Regions from separate parts of the Homo sapiens genome. Here region 1 is linked to region 2. A link is an interaction called in ENCODE POLR2A ChIA-PET data of the cell type or tissue named here. Cell type or tissue: GM12878. All regions are shown on one strand. Each heading gives the region's core, and the rest is flanking DNA. Links, peaks and the distances in the headings are about the cores only.

The links. Peaks named below come from ENCODE experiments on the same cell type or tissue, not always from the same donor. Only the 100,000 strongest peaks of a DNase experiment are listed, where the experiment ranks them.
Region 1: POLR2A ChIA-PET joins it to region 2 with 8 read pairs; 5 of 35 experiments call an interaction of 5 or more read pairs at or near these places.

What each region holds. Positions count from the first base shown.
Region 1 is chr20:50,500,940-50,505,329 of GRCh38, forward strand. No RefSeq gene overlaps it. Among named protein-coding and RNA genes, the nearest start is that of PTPN1, 7.2 kb to the right of the region's middle. RefSeq lists an enhancer at 3,353-3,647. In GM12878, for the core only: a CTCF peak has its summit at 3,402 (motif pointing right); no DNase peak of the experiment used is centred there; H3K27ac peaks cover 1,027 bases.
Region 2 is chr20:50,694,652-50,699,041 of GRCh38, forward strand. No RefSeq gene overlaps it. Among named protein-coding and RNA genes, the nearest start is that of RIPOR3, 5.3 kb to the left of the region's middle. RefSeq lists a silencer at 2,576-2,737. In GM12878, for the core only: no CTCF peak of the experiment used is centred there; no DNase peak of the experiment used is centred there.

The DNA of each region.
Region 1 (4,390 bases), core at 249-4,248, 190 kb before region 2:
GTAATCCCTGCACTTTCAGAGGCCGAGGCAGGTGGATCTCCTGAGGTCAGGAGTTTGAGACAAGCCTGGCCAACATGGTGAAACCTCATCTCTACTAAAAACACCAAAATTAGCCGGGCGTGGTGGTGGGTGCCTGTAATCCCAGCCACTCGGGAGGCTGAGGCAGGAGAATCTCTTGAAACTGGGAGGCAGAGGTTGCAGTGAGCCAAGATTGCACCACTGCATTCCAGCCTGGGCAACGGAGCAAGACTCCATCTCAAAAAAAAAAAAATTATTAAGAATTTCAAGGCTGGGTGCGGTGGCTCACACCTGTAATCCTAGCAATTTGGGAGGCCGAGGCGGGCAGATCACTTGAGATCAGGAGTTCAAAACCAGCCTGGCCAACATGGTGAAACCCCGTCTCTACTAAAAATACAAAAAAAAAAAATTAGCCGGGCATGGTGGCAGGTGCCTGTAATCCCAGCTACTCGAGAGGCTGAGGCAGGAGAATTGCTTTAACCCAAGAGGCAGAGGTTGCAGAGAGCCAAGGTCACGCCACTGCACTCCAGCCTGGACAACAGAGCGAGACTCAGTCTCAAAAACAAACAAAAACAAAGAAACAAACAAACAAACAAAAGAATTTCAAGACAAAGACAGCAGAGCAAACAAGTGCAGGCCCCTTCTGAGCTCGGGACTCTGCAATCACACAGGTTGCACACACACCCATGAAACCAGCCAAGTTCACCTACAGCAGCAGAACAAAAAATAGGGTTGTAAAATTGCAGGTTGCAATATATATTATGAAAAACTTCTGAAGACAGATGGTAGCTTGCTTTTTTCCACTCAGCAACTTACACAACTGTAGAACAACAGCAAAATTTTTGAGTCCTTGCTGTGAACTAGAGACCAGGCTGAGTGCTTTACACACATACTCTCATTTAATCATCACATCCCTGCATTCTGTAAAAGATGGAAAACCAAGGATTGGAGAGGGTAAGGAACTTGCCCAAGGGCACATGAGCCCAATTCAGCCTAATTCCAGAACCCACACCCAGAACCACCATGTGTACAGTGAAAGTGCCCCCGCAAGCCTCAGCCCTGCAAACTAGAGTGTGGAGGATGTTGTAGGGGCCTCTGGAAACCCTCCCCAGACTCCTCCTTTGCTGAAAGCATGGAGCTGGGACCGGTTTCCATCTTTGGATCCAACTTCCCTCCTTGAACTTTCCCGCACATCTCTGACCCTCCTTTCTCAGAACACATGTGATTCCCCTAGTTCCCCCTGAATGCCTCCTCCTCCCCCACCGGGGAAGTTGCTCTTACCAGACAGGCAGCGTGGGATTATGTTTACGCATTTATTTTTGTTTCTTTTTAATGACTTGCTGTAAAGCTTAAAATGTCTTCCGGGTGGTAGAGAGGCAGGGGAGTCGCCCATTAAAAATGAAGCCCAGTAAAAATGAAGCCCAGTAGAGACGTGAGTGGGAGATTCTGGGCTGTTAACCTTCCCGTGAGTTCTGAAATAGTGCAGAACTCATATATTTAATATAGTTTCAGAACTAGAAGCAGCAAATAGAGCTGAACTGGGTTCAAATCCTGACTCCACCATTTCTCATCTGTGTGACTGTGGGCAAGTTGCTTAACCTCTCTGTGCCACGGTTCAAATGGAGATCACAATAGTACAGGCTCCAGAGTGGTGGTGTTAATGAATGATTATCGTTATTATTATCCTCATTGTTATTACTATTGTTTTTAGAGCTCATGGGAGTCCTTGGAGAGACTGTATAGCTTCATGGCTGAGAATATAGATGCTGAAATCAGGCTGCATCTGGGATTAAATCAGGGATTTAAATCCCACTTGACTACCTACTGGCTGTATGACCTTGGTTAAATAACTGGCCTCTCTGAGCCTCAGTTTCCTCAATTGACAAATTCTCCCCTGGGCAGAGGGATTGGATTAGAGATGGCATGTGAGCTTCAGTTGGATCAATGAGACTCAAGGCCAGGACTCAGGGTCCACCAGGGAAAAGAAGCTCTTCCCACTGGAGCTGCTGAGCTGATAGGCTGTGAGCCTGGGGCTGCTGGGGCTCTAGAGGACAGCCTGCTCGAGAGTGAAGCTAGCACAGGGGAAGAAACATAAAAGAGCTGGGGAGAGAGAGAGTCACAATGACGTTTGAGGCCCTGGATCTGGCGGTGCCTGAAGCAAGGAAGCCTCCTTTGGACTTCCCAATTTCATGAGCCAGTAAATTCCCCGTTTTGCGAAAGCCACTTTTCAGTTGGGTTTTTCTCACTGGAAAGTATCCAGGCTGACACCAGGATTTCCATTTAGCAACTTGACCCAGGCCTGCAAGCTAGTGAGTAGCAGCCTCAGGGGTTAGAAGCTCCTAGCTCTGTACCACGGTGCTCTGTCATCCAGCATGCAAGCCAGCATTCTGTACTGGGTGTTCATTGCTTTCACCTCTTTAGCCTCTCCGAGCAGCTATTTTCTCATCTCTCAAATGTGGATAAACAGCAGGCTTGCAGGGCTGTTGGGAAACACAAAATTCAAAGTAATGCTTTTAGGCCAGGCATGGTGGCTCACGCCTATAATCCCAGCACTTTGGGAGGCTGAGGCGGGCAGATCACTTGAGGTCAGGAGTTTGAGACCAGCCTGGCCAACATGGTGAAACTCCATCTTTACTAAAAATACAAAATAAATTAGCCAAGCGTGGTGGCAAGTGCCTGTAATCCCAGCTCCTTGGGAGGCTGAGGTAGGAGAATCACTTGAACGTGGGAGGCAGAGGTTGCAGTGAGCCGAGATTGTACCAGTGCACTCCAGCCTGGGGCAACAAAGTGAGACCCTGTCTCAAAAAAAAAAAAAAAGGTAACACTATTAGTTAGCATGGTTTATGGCTGAAGGTTGGAGTTCTGTGCACCCAGTTTCTAGTGCCTTGGGCCTTGGCTTTTCCCCATTACTTATTCCATTGCAGGGATGTCTCTGGCTGTCCCTAAGTCAGCCAACCAGTCAAAGTGCCCAAACTCTCTTAGGCGAGCATGGGTGAATCTTGTGGGGGGAAGAGCCATCTTCCTTCCTGGCTATGTGTACCCAGTGGTGAGTGGAGGAAGCTAGATGACCTTGAGGATTCTTGAACTCTGAGTCTATGATGTACAAAGAAGCCCTGTTATGTTCATTTCCAGAACCTTCTAAAACTGATATGCTCTTCTGGGAATGATCTGTATTGCAGGGAAACAGCAATGAACCAAATCGACTTAGTCTCTTTCTTTAAGAAGTTTACATTTACTGGCAGATACAGATGATAAACACATAAAAATATACAACATCATATCACATGGTAACACTAGGGAAAAAATAAGTCATTAAATGCCTGCTAAGTGCCAAGAAGAAAAAGGAATAGAGTGATAGAGCACTGTTTATTAGAAGTGGTCAGAAGGGGGCTCTCTGAGGAAGTGACATGTCATTAGAGACTCAGTAGGGCTCATTCAGGATCACAAGCTCTTAAAACTGTGCTATCTCCCAGGAAGAAGATCAGGACCAATTTTTCCAGGAAACTTGCTGACCTCACTAAGTCAGGAGTCAGTGATCTGTTGGAGGCTTGGTAAACAGCCATCCTTCTCCACTGACGACTCTTAGGACATTTAAAAAAGTTTAATGGGTCATTGATTTGTAGTGCTGATTTCCTCCATTAGCTAAATCCACGAAGGAAAGGCTGGAGAAGCCGCGTGAGACCATTCCTCAGGCATGCCTGCCAGGAAAAGGTTTTAGCCATCATGTCACATGATCATTTGTCTATTTCTAACCAGTCATCACTAAAGATTCCCAATCACCACCATCACATCTCTGGAGGATCCCAGGGCATGGCTGCTTCTAGGCCAGGCCTTGGCAGGGAAGTGCCAGAGCTTTGCAGATCAACACCAAGCCTCAGAGAGTCGGAGTAGACCTTAAGTTCCTCCTCTCAACCAAATATCAAGGAAACAGACAAGAAGTCGAGGTCCCTGCCCTCCTAGAACATGACATTGAGGGGCAGGAGAAAGAAACAAGCCAGCAAATAAATAAGACACAGATGAGTGCTAGGAGCCACCAGAAGCTAGAACAGGAAAGGGAGGATCCTCCCCTAGAGAGTGACTGGGGACTATTTTAGGGAAGGTGGTCAGGGGAGACCTGTTTGGGGAGGTAACGTTTGACCTGAGACCTGAAAGCTGAGAAGATCTGCAAGAAGCGTGATCCAGGCAGAAGGAACAGCTGGTGCAAAGATGCTGGGTTGGGAGCCAGCCCCGTATATTTGGAGATAGACCTGAGACTGCAGGGAAGTAAGCGAGGGGACACAGTGACGGGCCAGGTCACGTGGGCCTTGTGGGCCAGGGTTAGACATGATTTGGGTTTTCTTCTAAGTAGGATGGGAAACTGTTGGAGGATTTT
Region 2 (4,390 bases), core at 236-4,235:
GTGAGATCCCACCACCATACTCCAACCTAGGTGACAGAGTGAGACCCCGTCCCAAAAAAAAAAACAAAGAACACCCCCAGCCCCCACCAAAAAGAAAGAAAGAAAGAGAAAAGAAAGAAAGAAAGAAAGGAAGGAAGAAAAGAAAGAGAGCGAGAGACAAAAAAGAAAAGAAAAGAAAAAAATGAAAGGAAGGAAATAAGGAAGAAAGAGCAATCCTTAGGGGTGAACCCAGAAATTCTGCAAACATTCTAGTTTGAATCACCTCCGGTTAGATGTCCAGACCCATGAGCCAACAGTGACTTATTCCAGAGTGAAATTCCTTCAGGGTAGGAGAGCCATCGAGTTAGTTTGTAGTGGGCTGAAGTCTCCTGGAAATGAGGTCGGCAGATATATATTGGAAAGCAAAGATTTGGTTTCAGGAAGCAATATCACCTACTCTAACTAATAAAACACAAAAACCACTTTGAAGCATTTTCAAGGAATGAATATGAACAAGTTCAGACATTATGCAAAGGGCAGTTGAGAAAGCCATTTCATTTCAGCCACTTCCCACCCCCTCACTGACTAAATATATGGCCACATGCATCTCACCGACAGGACGGGCAAATAAATGGCCCTTGTGTTCATGACAAGGAGCTGTGGATAGAATTCTGCAGTGTGCTCTTTTCTGTCCATCACTTGTTAAACGCCTGCCAGCTTTGGGAAAACAGCTAGGGGAGTTACTAGACAAGACAAATGATATTCCCCACAGCCCCCCATCCCCCACAACCACCACCAATCAGGGCACCCAGCCCTGACCCCATCTTCCAGGGCAGAAGGAAGCTCCAGGTTTGGAGCCCGGCAGCCTCAGGTCTGGGTTTCCAGCCTTCTTCGGATGTGGCACAGCCAGACCTTTCAGTGTTTCTCAAAGTGGGCCTCCCGAAGGGGTGCCACCCAAGCTGACTTTAGATGACACACAGACTGGGCACTAAACACTGAATCTCATAGTGAGAAAGCCATTTCCCTCCTATGACCATGCTGGTTCAATGCCATTTGGCCGGGAGAAAGTCTCAGCTTGAGCTAGCCTGTCTTTAACACCTAACATTGGCCAATCTCCCTTTTTAACAAAGAGAAAGCCGGCCCCACGCTTAGGTCATTCCACTGCTAACAGCATCTAGCTAGAACTGTGTTTGGCAATTGATCATGGTTTTCCATGAACATTCTATTTTTTTGGTGTTGTTTTTTTTCCAGTTTAAAAGTGAATCCACCAGATAAGGGAAAAGCTAACAAAATCCTAATAAAGTATAAAGTTAAATTAACAATAGTGTAACTATAATGGTTCATTGGTCTTGACAAATGTACCATAGTAATGTACGATGAACAGTTAAGAAAAACAATAAGAAATCCGTAGAGGGTGGATAGAGCCCTCTGTACTATCTTTGCAACTTTTTTGTAAATCTAAAACTATTCTGAAATAGAAAGCTTATTTAAGCCTGGTTGCAGTGGCCCACCCCTGTAATCCCAGCACTTTGGGAGACCGAGGCAGGTGGATCACCTAAGGTCAGGAGTTCAAGACCAACCTGGCCAACATGGTGAAACCCCCATCTCTACTTAAAATACAATACTTAGTCGGGTGTGATGGCGCGGGCCCAGCTACTTGGGAGGTTGAGGCAGAATTGCTTGAGCCTGGGAGGCAGAGGTTGCAGTGAGCCAATATCGTGCCACTGCACTCCAGCCTGGGTGACACAGCAAGACTCCCTCTCAAAAAAAAAAATAAAAGAAAGAAAGAAAGCTTATTTAAGTACCTTTAGTGCCCCCTACCATAAATCTATGTTTTTTTTTAAGTGTATATATGGAGAGAAATAAAGAGAAAGCAAATTGTAAGCTAGGCGAGGTGGCTCACACTTGTAATACCAGCACTTTGGGAGACCAAGGGAGGCTCTCTTGAGTCCCTGGAGTTTGAGACCAGCCTGGGCAAAATGGAAAAACCCTGCCTCTATTAAAAAAAAAAATACAAAAACTTAGGTGTAGTTCCAGCTACTTAGGAGGCTGAGGTGGGAGGATCAGTTGAACCTGGGAGGTTGAGGCTGCAGTGAGCCATGATTGTGCCACTGCACTCCAGCTTGGGCAGTGTCTGTGCAGGGTCTGCTGGGCAACGGAGCAAGACCCTGTCTCAAAAAAAAAAAAAAAAGAAGAAAGAAAAGAAAAAGCAAATTGTGGCAAAAATGTTAACAATTGGTGAATCTAGCTAAGGGGCTATATGGATGTTTTTCACACTATTCTTTCAATTTTCCTGTAGGTTTGAAATTTGTCAAAATGAAAAATTGTAGGGGGAGGACGTTAATCAATTTAAATACAAATATTAAGTACATAAGAGCCCAGGTTGCAAATGAATATGGCCAAAGTTGTGAAGGTGGGACCTGAGTTGGTGGCATTTGGTGGACCCTAGGCTACAAGATAGCCTGGCAAATAGCAGGGACAACTGAAATGATTTTTTTTTTTTTTAAAGAGACAGGGTCCTTGAACTCCTGGCTCAAGTAATTCTCTCATCTCAGCCTCCTGAATAGCTGGGACTACAGGCTGAAACCACCGTGCCTGGCTAATTTTAAATATACATATATATATATACAGAGAGAGAGAAAGAGAAAGAGAAAGAGAGAGAGAGAGAGACGGAGTCTCGCTGTTGTCGGCCCGGGCTGGGGTGCAATGGTGAGATCTTGGCTCACTGCAACCTCCACCTCCCAGGTTCCAGCAATTCTCCTGCCTCAGTCTCCTAAGTAGCTGAGATTACAGGCGTCTGCCACCAGGCCCAGCCATTTTTTGTATTTTTAGTAGAGATGGGGTTTCACCGTGTTGGCCAAGCTGGCTTCGAACTCCTGACCTCAGGTGATCCACCTGCCTCGGCCTCCCAAAGTGCTGGGATTACAGACGTGAGCCACTGCACCCGGCCTTCTTTTTATTTTTTTGAGACAGAATCTCGCTCTGTCACCCAGGCTGAAGTGCAGTGGTGAGATCTTGGCTCACTGCAATCTCTGCCTCCCAGGTTCAAGTGATTCTCCTGCCTCAGCCTCCTGAGTAGCAGGGATTACAGGCGTCCACCACCACACCCGGCTTTTAGTAGAGACGGGGTTTTGCCATGTTGGCTAGGCTGGTCTTGAACTTCTGACCCCAGGTGATCCACCTGCCTCAGCCTCCCAAAATGTTGGGATTACAGGCATGAGCCACCCCGGCCGGACTATATATATATTTTAGAGATGAAGTCTCACCATGTTGCCCAAGTTGGTCTCAAACTCCTGGCCTCAAGTGATCCTTCTGCCTCGGCCTCCCAAAGTGCTGGGATTACAGGTGGTGCCTGGCCTGGGATGATATTAAACGACCTCGCAAGTCCCTGAGCACCCACACCCACTCTCCATTACCCCAGAAGCTTCACCATCCATGAGGGTTCCCCCACATAGGTGTCCTTGGAGAGTGCAGAGGGCATTTCAAGAGCTCAAAGCATCTGTAAGCCTTGTAGTGAGTCGAGGGACCAACTTTCATCTCCCACCCCTTGACAACCAGAGAGTCCCTCTCCCTCTCCCAAGCCTCCACATGCATACACTCTCCAAATGCTGCAGCATTTCTCACACTGTCAAATGATTTCTGCACCTCTATTCATCCTAGAGCATTCTCATCCTGTTAAGAGGGCAGGAATATTCATCCCAGAGTCTAGAACAAGGAAGAAATACTCAAGAGTGGCCAACACCTGTAATCCCAGCACTTTGGGAAGCCAAGGCAGGAAGATTACTTGAGCCCAGGAGTTTGAGACCAGCCTGGGCAACATAGCAAGACCCCCATCTCAACAAATACTTTTTAAAAATTAGCCGGGCAGCCAAGCACGGTGGCTCACACCTGTAATTCCAGCACTTTGGGAGGCCGAGGCAGGCAGATCATGTGAGGTCGGGAGTTCGAGGCCAGCCTGGTTAACATGGTGAAACCCCGTTTCTACTAAAAATACAAAAACTTAGCTGGGGTGGTGGCACGCACCTGTAATCCCAGTTACTCGGGAGGCTGAGGCAGAATTGCTTGAACCTGGGAGGCAGAGGTTGCAGTGAGCCGAGATCGTGCCACTGCACTCCAGTTTGGACAACATGAGGGAAACTCCATCTCAAAAAAAAAAAAAAAAAAAAAAAATTAGCCAGGCATGGTGGCACGTGCCTATGGTCCCAGCTACTCAGGAGGCTGAAGTGAGAGAATCTTGAGCCTGAGGAGTGGAGCCTGCAGTGAGCTGTGATGGAACCATGCACTGTAGCCTGGGTGACGGCAAAACCCCGTCTCAAAAAAAATTTTTTAAAGGAAGAAATACTCCAGTGGGAGACAGACATATAAATAAGGACCCACGGCCAGGTGTAGTGTCTCACACCTGTAATCCCAG